2 separate regions of the Homo sapiens genome follow, and region 2 is linked to region 1. The links are chromatin loops, found by intact Hi-C in ENCODE. Cell type or tissue: OCI-LY7. All regions are shown on one strand. Links, peaks and the distances in the headings refer to the core of each region. The heading gives the core; the rest is flanking DNA. Region 1 overlaps LINC00970 (long intergenic non-protein coding RNA 970). Region 2 overlaps LINC00970 (long intergenic non-protein coding RNA 970).

What was found. A loop is a pair of places that touch in the nucleus more often than their neighbours do. Peaks named below come from ENCODE experiments on the same cell type or tissue, not always from the same donor. Only the 100,000 strongest peaks of a DNase experiment are listed, where the experiment ranks them.
Region 2: it touches region 1 in a loop (3.0-fold over the local background); 1 of 110 quality-filtered maps calls a loop at or near these places.

The regions. Positions count from the first base shown.
Region 1 is chr1:169,041,503-169,046,888 of GRCh38, forward strand. All of the region lies in intron 3 of LINC00970 (long intergenic non-protein coding RNA 970), which reads right to left. Among named protein-coding and RNA genes, the nearest start is that of LINC00970, 43 kb to the right of the region's middle. RefSeq lists enhancers at 2,857-3,116, 3,669-3,798. In OCI-LY7, for the core only: no CTCF peak of the experiment used is centred there; DNase peaks (open chromatin) are centred at 3,039 and 3,689; H3K4me3 peaks cover 353 bases; H3K27ac peaks cover 667 bases.
Region 2 is chr1:168,982,414-168,987,799 of GRCh38, forward strand. The region is part of intron 3 of LINC00970 (long intergenic non-protein coding RNA 970); the gene reads right to left. Among named protein-coding and RNA genes, the nearest start is that of LINC00970, 100 kb to the right of the region's middle. In OCI-LY7, for the core only: no CTCF peak of the experiment used is centred there; no DNase peak of the experiment used is centred there.

The sequences.
Region 1 (5,386 bases), core at 73-5,072:
TGGCTTTTATCAAAAGACAGGCAATAACACATGCTGGTGAGGATGCAGAGAAAGGGGAACCTTCCTACGCTGTTGGTGGAAACGTAAATTAGTACAGCCACTATGAAGAAGTATGGAGGTTCCTCAAAAAACCGAAAATAGAATTACCATGTGATCCAGCAATTTCACTTCTCAGTATATATCCAAAAGAAAGGAAATCAATATATCAGAACAACCCCTGCACTCTCATGTTTATTGCAACACTATTCACAATAGTCAAAATATGGAATCAATGTAAGTGCCCACCAATGGATGAATGGATAAATAAAATGTGGCATATGTAAGCAATGGAATGTTATTCAGCCATAAAAAAATATCCTGTCATGTTGTTGCAGCAACATGGATGGATATGGAGGTCATCATATTAAGTGAAATAAGCGAAGCACAGAAAGACGAAAAATCATGTGTTCTCAGTCACATGTGTAAGCTAAAAACTGGATCTCGTGAAGATAGTAGATTGGTAGCTGCAGAGGCAGGAAAGAGTGGAGCGGGGGAGAGAGGATGAAAAGAAGTTGAGTAGTAGGTATAAATATATACAGTTTGATAGAAGAAATAAGACCTAGTGTTAAATAAATCAGTGGGTGACTATAGTTTGCAATAAGCTGTTGTGTATTTGAAAATAGCAAGAAGAGAAGAATTTGAATCATTCTAGCATAAAGAAAAGGCAAACAGATAAGGTGATAGATATTCCAAGTACACTGATTTGATCTTTACAAATTCCATGAATGTATTAAATTATCACATGTACCCTGAAACCATGTTCATCTATTAGGCATCAATAAAAATTTAAAATGGAAAATTTTAAAAACTAGCTCAAAAATGCATAAGAAGAAATCTAAGTCAAGGTATCTCCCCTTGCTGAGCCCACATCTGGGAGGCAGCATGAAGAAATGAAATGAACAGGAACAACAATGGAAAAAGAACAGGCTCTGGAATCAAGCAGTCCTGGATGTGACAGGCAATGGGAACTTAGACCATCACATAAGTGTCAAACACTGAGCTTTCTCAACTGCAAGACACAGAAAACAATATCCACTTCATGGGTCTATTGTAAGCATTGGCCATGATATATTTATAGTGTCTGGCACAGAGTAGGTGCCAAAATTTGGTAGTTATTAATAGACAATTCACTTAACTCTGAGCTTAGTTTTATTATGTATAACAGGAAGGCAATAATTCCTATGAGAGAATAGATATGAAAAGGATTTCTGAGCTTTAAAATTCTCTGAAGAGTCAATATTGTTATCAATAATTGGGAAGTCAATATATATAGATACAGAGCATTAGCTAATACATAGGTTACATAAAAGTGTATGATTTCTATCTCTGAAAATATGGTAAACCAGGGCTGCAGGGGAGAGGGGAAGGGGCAGGTTGCAGTGTTAAAAATAGTGGTCAGACAAGCACATGTATGTTAACTGCAGCACTATTCACAATAGCAAAGAAATGGAATCAATCTAGGTGCCCATCAATGATGGACTGGATAAAAAAAAAATGTGGTACATATACACCATGGAATACTATATAGCCACAAAAAAAGAATGAAATCATATCCTTGGCAGCAACATGGATGCAGCTAGAGGCCATTACCCTAAGCAAATTAACACAAGAACAGAAAACCAAATACCACATGTTCTCATTTATAAATGGGAGCTAAACATTGAGTACATATGGACACAAAGAAGGAAACAATAGACCCTGGGGCCTACTTGTGGGTGGAGGGTAGGAGGAGGGAGAGGATTGAAAAACTACCTATCAGGTACTATGCTGATTGCCTGGTTGACAAAATTATCTGTACACAAAACCCCTGTGACGTACAATTTACCCACGTAACAAACATGCACATGTACCCCCTGAACCTAAAATACAAGTTGGAAAGAAAAAAGAATAGTAGTCAGAATAGGTCTCATTAAGAAGGCAAGACTTGAGCACAGACTTGTGGGAGGTGAGAAAATATCTGTGGGAGGGGCCTCCTGAAAGAGGGAAAGGTTAAAGCCAAGACCCTACAATGGGAGCGGGCCTGAGTGTTGAGGAGTGGCTCCAGGCCAGTGTGGCTAGAGCAGCACAAAGTGTAAGGAAGAGTGGTGGGCAAAAACTCAAAAAGGAAACAGCAGTCAGGAGATGCACGGCCCTAGTGCGCAATGTAAGGGCTTTGACTTTTACTCTCAGTGAAAACTATGACAGGGTTTTAAGCAGAGGAATAACATGACCTGACTTATGTTTTAGAAGAATTACTTTGAGAATAAAATTTCCAGTGGCAAGTAGAGAAGCAGGCTAACCTAAGCAAAACCCACTACAGGGATCCAGGTGGCAGATAGTGGCTGAAAGCCAAATTAGAAAGAGTTTAAGAGAAAAAATGGCACAACTAAGAGATTAGCACAGCTCTTGACTACAAAGCTGCAAACACAAAATTCAGTGCAGGGCCTGGAGAGTGCTCATGTGAGTGAGGGGCCCTGATGCTTAAGCTTTGTCAGCATCTGTGCACACCCACCTCTGTACAAGCCAAGGCCCCTGGCCTGGTCAGTTGGGTGGATGGTGAGGTGCTTACCAAGTTGGGTACCCAGGAGTAGATAAGAGTTTGCAAGCAGGAAGAAGACAGATCATGCATTTCACTGTGAGATTTTTGAGATTCAGAGGTCAGTGCAACATCTAAGTGAAAATGGCCAGGCTCTTTCTGCTCCTAACAATACTGCCAAGAGCTATCAGGATGACCTTTCTAAAAGGCACATCTGATCAAGTCACTTTCCTGCTTAAAAACCTCAGTGCTTCCCTTTGCCCATATTCCTTTGAAAAGAAACAGTTTCTCACAGTCTAGCCCTGGCCTGTCTTTCCAACTATGTCTTCCTCCATTCCATGCCTGGCACACTGTTCCCTCTGACTTGCAACTCCCTCTGTCTACAGTGTCCTTCTCTAACTACTAAACTCCTCCTCTCCCTACACTGCCCTGATCTAATAACTTCTGTGAAACCACGTCCCCTCCTGCACCTTCTTCAAGGCAGGACTAACCACTTCCTCTCTGCTGACTTAAAGCCCTCTGTACACAGTTCCATGAAATCTGCACCCAGAAATGCGAACCCATAAGCCTGAGAGGCAGGGTTGACAGCGGAACAATTATGGGTTTTAGAATTAGATTAACCTGGGTTAAAACACACACACTTGCTTGCTGTATATAACTTTAAGCATGTTATTTAATTTCTCTAAGCTCAGCTTCTTATAAAGGTAATGCCTATTTTGTAGAATAGGTGTCAAGATTAAATGAGAAAATTTAAGTAAATCACCCCAGATAGGACCTGGCACACAATAGGTGTCCAAAAATTATCATTTCCCTCCAGACCCTGTTCCTCTTGGGCAGAAAATGTGTTTAATTTATATTCTATATGTCCCATTGTCACTGGTCACCCAGCACATAATAGATGCTTGATAGACATTAACCTGAATGAATGGACCCTGTCTTCTCAGAAACATTTACATATACGTTTTAGAAGTACATGGGTTCAGAGGTTAGGATAGAAATTCTAAAGTGGACCTTGGCATGTAAATCCCCTTGGGTCTAATATCAAACCAATTGCTTCCCCTTGGCAGCAGCAGCAGAGCCCTTCTGTGTCTCTGGGGAGCATTCAGCCATCCAGTCTGTGAAGATTTCTCTCATTGCTCTCCAGAGCTTCCGTTACATCGTGCTCTTCTCACTTCCTTCTCAGCTGTGCTCCCACTCCTCAGCCTTGTTTGTTCTGTTTTCCTCCGCCATTTTTCACCACACACCATATGGCCTTCCCTTGCCTGCCTTAAGCTTGGAACTTCACAGCCTTCTCCAGGCTTCCCCAGGGCAACCTGGGCCCTCTGGGCCTGCTGACCACCCCCTTTAACTAGCAGCCCTGCCCTGATGCCTACTTTGAAACCCAGCACTGTTCCTAAGGAGACGCAGGACACAGAGCCTTTTAGTAAATTCACTTCAGGGGCTGGTTCTGCCAGTTAACTATGAGCCTAGAGTGTTTTGAACAGGTGGTGATCTTCCAAACACAATGTGATCGTGTGTTTAATCTTAGAATCATGAGAGGCTAGTAGGGCAGATACAGAAAAACACAATTTTACCTATTTGTTTCAACCTCCTCCAGCATCCAGTGAGGCAGCCTCCTGGTGCAGAGGATCCTTGACAAGCTCTGGAGTCTCGTGGACACAAGTTTGTGTCCCAGCTCTGTGTCTCCCTAGCGGTATTGTATGTATGCTTCTCAAGTTCTCTAAACCTTAGTTTCTTCATTTGTGAAACTAAGATAACAATACCTGCCACACAGAGTTATTAGTTGATATCATGCGTTTATTTGTTATCTAGCAATACATAACAAATCAGCCCAAAACTTAGTGCCTTGCAAGAGCAATGCTGTTTATTAGCTCTTGTGGGTTTTGTAGGCCAGGAATTTGAGAGCAGCTGAGCTGAGCTAGTCTGAATCGGGGTCTCCCAGGTGATTGAGGCAGACTGGTCAGTGGCTAGAGCTGGGGTCAATTTCAAGGCTTCTTCATTCACAGGTCTTGTTCCCATGCTGGGAAGACAAATAGCTGGAGCAGGGGCTGGAGCAGCTGTGGCTCCCCAGGCACCTCCCTCTATCCCTTTGGGACCCACCACATGGTCCTTCTGCATGGTCCCTTCAAGGTCTCCAGATTTCTTATGAGGTAGCTCAGGGCTCCAAAGGCATGTATCTCACTTGAGAGAGAAACAGGTGAAACCATATCCTCTTTTCTGGCCTGGCTGGAAAGTCACACAGTGACATCACTTCCATTGCCTTCTATTTATTAGAAGCAAATCACTACCACCAGACTGTATTCTAGGAGAGCAGAATTAGACCGCTCCTTTTATTTGAAATAGTGCCGAAAATTTGTGGACATGCTTTAAAAACACCATAGTATGTGTGATGCCCAGTCCTCAATAAGTAGCATCAATTTTTTTTATGTATCAGGTGAGTTGAAAAATAAGACAAAAAAATGCCTCTGTGCCCTATCATTCCTATCTTCACTCTCCACAAACACACTCACCATGAAACAAGGTGAAAGCACTTAGCAATGTAGGCAAAGGTAAAAAGGAAGCATAAAAAGGGGAGGCAAAAACAATGATCGTTGACATTTATTGAACACTTGCTCTGTGGCAAGCCCAGTGTTATATGCCTTACGTACATTATCTATTTTAATCCTCAGAATGATACCAGGGGTTTATCATTAACCTCCTTTTATGGAGAATTCTAGAGTCTACCAATATTACATGCATTATCCAGGATTAGACAGTTTAGTAAAGACATAACAAGGAGTGGAACACAGGCGAGCTGACTCCAGAGCCCTTGTGCCCAACCGCTGTGCACAC
Region 2 (5,386 bases), core at 284-5,283, 59 kb before region 1:
CTAAAAATCAAAATGGAGTCACCCATGCTAAAGTTCCATGTCACCAAACTGAAACTAAGTTGTTCTCTGAGCTTCTGAGAAATCAGGAGGGAAAGATAACAGCCCGTTTTCCAAACAGTCACAATAATGAATTACCTGTTTTAATCCTTTCAACAAAAAGTAACCAGCATAACCTGGCATTAACCAATCAGTTATCTTTCTATTGTTCTGTCTCCCTGTTCCTGCCTTACTAAGAAATGACCAATCTGCTTTTAAATCTTTGTTTCTGCTTTCTTCAACCCTTTCTGTCTATAAAACCAACCCCCTCTGTTCAACTCACTGGGACACTTACTCTATTTTATGGAATGAAGTGTTACCCAATTCAATTGAGATCTTGAAACAAAATTTGTTTGATTTCTCTTTTGATATGCCTTTTCAATGGGTACTAGGGGACAGGAAGGCACTATGGAAACATGAATGCTTTGCACTTTCTAAGTCGCTGTCTGAGACCCAGAAACAGATTGGTAGGGAAGTGGTTCAGCAAAAATTGGCCTAAGCGTGAGTTTCTCTAAAAATGGAACTTCAGGAAAGCCCAAAATTCAGAAAGGGCAGGACTCATGAGGAAGCCATTGCTTCCCGTAAATGCTGGATTGTGTTTTTCCATAAACATTTACTTGTGTTCTTTTCTGATTTTTTTTTTTTTTTTACCTTGGCTCTCATCCACCAAATGGATAGAAGTACAGGCTTCATCAAGGGCCCAGCGGCCAGAGGAACAATAGTGATTCTATCCGTGTCAATGTCCATGCCCTTGGATGTCACTTAATCTTTCTCTGGCTATTCTTCCCGGTTTTTGAAATGGACATGACATTGCTTGGCCTTCTGTAAATCATGGTATTAATATGAAAACAGAGCAAAATTGTATGTAATCCATATGTAAGCTGGATTCACACTATTCTTAAACTGTCAAATGAAATTGCCTCAAAATCCCTATTACATGTGTTGAGAAACTTGGTCTTCCTTGGGATTCTTATATTTCTTACAGAAATTTTTCCTAGTCAACCTGGCTCTGAATTTCTACCTCTGCCAAACTACTTCATTTTATAGATCACCTGGCCACCCATACATGTCACTTTTCTGTACTAGTTTATAACTTTGTGAGACAGCATCCCAATTACTTCCAGAAAACTGCCAATCCAAGTATATGCTTGTATAAGGCTTTCATTGAAGGTTTAAAAAATGGAAGGCTTTAATATGGCAGCTTTGCAGAAAATAAAAAAGAAGAAGTACACATGAGGGTACTTATGTCCTCAGGCTAATCCTCCTCCAGAAATTTCTTACTGGTCTCCACAGCCAGGTTTCTCAGCCTCTATCTTATCTTCTCCACAGATTCCTGTTAACTTCTTATGCATAGATGTTTAGCTATCAGTGTTGACCTCTGGACCTCATCTTCCTCCCCAATATGGTCTATAAGGTCATTTTGTAAGACAAAAGGCTATGCCCTCCAGAGAAAAGTTATACTGCTAAGGCAGGAGGCAAGGGCAGCTATCACCAGTTATCTTTTCTAATAACACTTTTTATATTCTTTGCACCATATTTGAAAACTCTGTATTTTTAGCAAGAAAGTGTTCTTCATTGAGTTCTTATTAGAGTGAAATCTGACATCCAACACATGCTTTTTTGAAAATGTTATCAGTTGCTATTCTACACATCTAAACTTCATTAATAACTGATTTTTGAAAGAATAATAGCAAAATATTATGAAATTCTGAAGCCCCTCATTTTGACAGGTTTATTGGAGCCCATCGTAGTACATGTCAATGGGAGCAAGGTGTGAAATGGACCTTCAAGGAGAGGTAAGGCAATAGTTTTCTAACATTCTTTTTTTTTTTCTTGCTATCTATTCTCCATAGGACAGATGAAGTAACCTTTGATAAATGCAAATCAGGCCATGCCATTCCTTTGCTTGAAACCCTTTGGTGGTTCCTCATGTATTTATGGGTCAGTCTTCATTCTTACTCCTCTCCAGGTAGGATGGATTCTCAGTTCCTCTGACACACCAAGATCTTTCCCACACCAGCACCTTTGCCACCACCCATCCCCGTCTCCATTGCCTGGAACAAAATTGCCCCTGCTCTGAACATAGCAGAATTTCCCTTGCTCTTGGCATATCTGGATCCTTCTCACCCTTTTGACCTCTGTGTAAGTATAAGCATCACTTCCAGCTGAAGACGTTCTCTTACAGACTCTATCCACACACATGCTGCTAGCATTCTTCATCTTCTCCTCCTTTTCCCCCTTTGTATCACTTACCACAATCTGTGATTATTTTATTATTTGCTTGCTTGCCTCTTTTCTGTCTACTCCACTAGATCATGAGTCTGCAAACTTTTTCTGTAAAGAGCCAGATAGTAAATATTTTAGATTTATGCCATACGGTTTCTGTTGCAACTACTTGACTCTGCCACTGCAGCATAAAATCAGCTGTAGACAATACATAAACAAATTAGTGTGGCTGTGTTCCAATAAAACTTTATTAATGGACACTAAAATTTGAGTTTCATACACTTTGCGTGTGTCATAAAATATTATTATTCTTTCCATTTTTTATTATGTTTTAAAATTTAAAAACCATTCTTATCTTGCAGGTCGTGCAAAAACAGATGGCAGACTAAATTTGGCCCATGGGCTGTAGTTTAATTACCCTTGCAATAGACTGTAAGCTCCAGAAGGACAGGCATGAAATCTTTTGATTAACCACTGAGTCTCTAATATCCAGCACAATATTTGGCACAAAATAGGTACTCAAAAAATATGTATTAAAGGAATAGGGCAATGATACCAAATTCAAAACAAAAGACTGATAGGAAGTATGAACTGGTAGAAAGGCCAAAGGAAAAAAAAAGATAATAGTAAAAATGTGATCACAGAAAACCTTCTAGGCAAAAATTGAATACAGGCCTCTAAATGTCGTGTCCAAAACCCACGCCCAAATAAATGTGTGCTCTCCCTAGGTAGCTTGCCATCCTCTGTAATACTGTGACAGTCCAGTAGACTCAAAGGAGAGGTCAGCATATATTAGTCCTTATGAGGTTTAAACATATATGATGGAATGTGGTGGATTTCATTATTTTTATGCTTTTGAGACTGGAAAATATTTGGTTTGCTGGTGATGGAGGGAGCTGTTGTTATATATAATCCAGTGGGTACTTTAAGATTTGGGTAGTCCGGGTTATATAAGAAAAAAATTTTAAAGTGTAGCTATTAAATGACAATCATCTAAGTTGGTTTAAGAAGTTAATGATTCAAAATGTGAATAATTTAAGATCTGTTTTCCAAAATAACTGTACAAATTTTAATTTAAGCAGCAGTGAGAATAGTGATATCAGTGTCACTTGCAGAATTTGTGTTTGTGTGGGTGCATGTTGCATCCTAATAGACCAAAAAAAAAAATTTCTGCAACTTTGTTCTGAAGTTGACTTTTTATTCAAATTTTTATCATTTTTTTTTGTTCATCATGTCCTTGGCCCCTCCATCTCTTGAGGGTTTTTTTTTTCATTAATTTGTATGAGGCTGTAATATTTTTAATATTTAGGGAGAACTTTCACTTTCCTGACCTCATGTTTTGATGAAGGGACTTCTCTTAGAGAAAAGATTCTTCATCTGAAGTCCATTGGGCATTGAGTCTGGGGATAAAAATGGCAGGAGCAAGTGTTTTTGAACTTTAATAGGAAAATTTATACCTTTATTTTTACTAACTGTATTAGTCTATTCTCATGTTGCTATAAAGAACTACCTGAGACTTGGTAATTTATAAGACAAGAGGTTTAATGGACTTAGGTTTAATTCCGTAGGATCTACAGGAAGCATGGCTGGGGAGGTCTCAGGAAACTTACAATCGTAGCAGAAGGCAAAGAAGGAGGTACGTCTTACATGGCAAGTGCAGGAGGAAGAGAGAGAGAGTAAAGGGGGAAGTGCTACACACTTTCAAACAACCAAATCTCATGAGAACTCACTATCATAAGTACAGCAAGGGGAAAATCTGACCCCATAATCCAACTACCTCCCACCAGGTCCCTTCCCCAACATTGAAGATTATAATTCAGTGTTAGATTTGCATAGGGACACAGAGCCAAACCACATCGCTAACCTTTACCTGAAGTTAGGATTTCTCCAACTCTAATGTAGGTAACTAACCACGTTGATTTAGCAGTACCTGTAACTCTGCCATCAAGAGAAACCATAGATATTTTTATATCACATTACGTATATTGAAATATGTGTTATGCTACCCAAAATTTCAAAATTATAGTAATTATTGAATCTGCCACTAGAGAATGATGAGCTAATTAATTTAATGGGATAATTAAGAAGGATGTATTTTACTAAACCACAAAAAATTTTGAATTTCAGTACATGTGGCTTCCTTTGCAATTCTATGTATTTTATTGACTGAATTTCTAAACGTAGTTTTGAGAATGGGATCCATAGGCTTCACCAAACTGCCAGTGTGGTCCGTGGCACCAAAAAGTTAAGAATTCCTGCCCTGGAATAACACTCATGGCTTCTTTCCACCCCTTGTCTTGATCTTTTCTTTTTTTGTGTGGGAAAGAACAAACTCATGTAATTCATAAGGAGTTAGAGAAGAAGAAGCAGAGCACTTTGTATTCATCAGAATCAGAAACACAGAAGAGGCATAAACGCAGGTTAAGGTGTCTAGGCAGGATCTGGCATTGCTCTGAGCATGCCTTTTACCAAGGAGTCTGTACTAGCTTTGGCCTTCCATCATACTGCCACAACAGAACTCATATTAGAGGACACACAGAAGAGGTATCACTTATATCACTTCATGCTGCACTGACTCTACCTGTGAGGAGCTTGGTATAATGGCCAGTTTTTCCCTCATCCATCTGTCCAACGTCTGAAAAGAAGCTTCAGCCAGGTCTCCTCTGCCTTCCCAGCAACACAACCCACAATTCCAATGCCCTACCTCTCCCTGAAGGTGCAGGCTTGCTCAGAGTCGCACATAGGGCCCCATAATTAAGGTCTCTGCCTTCAAGTGACATACACACTGAGAGACCAAAATCCCTCCTGTCACAGCCTCCATTTGAGTCCCAGCTCAGACTTTCCCACTGCCTTCTTCTGCTTGTGTCTGCCACCTCCTGGTCTGCTTTTCTCTGGGCAAAGGACCATCGCTGTCATTGTAACTGATTCTGGGTTCTGGGTTCTGGGTTCATCAAATGACCTCCATTCACCACAGTTAGCTCCCTTTCGTCTGCTTCTTGTTTTTTATGTTTGCATTTTCTTTCCATCATGCGATTTTATTTTTTACAAGTTCTTCATTATGGATCTTTCTAAGCTGAGAATAACCTGAGTCTTGTCAGCCCCAGAATATTCCCGAAAATAAATT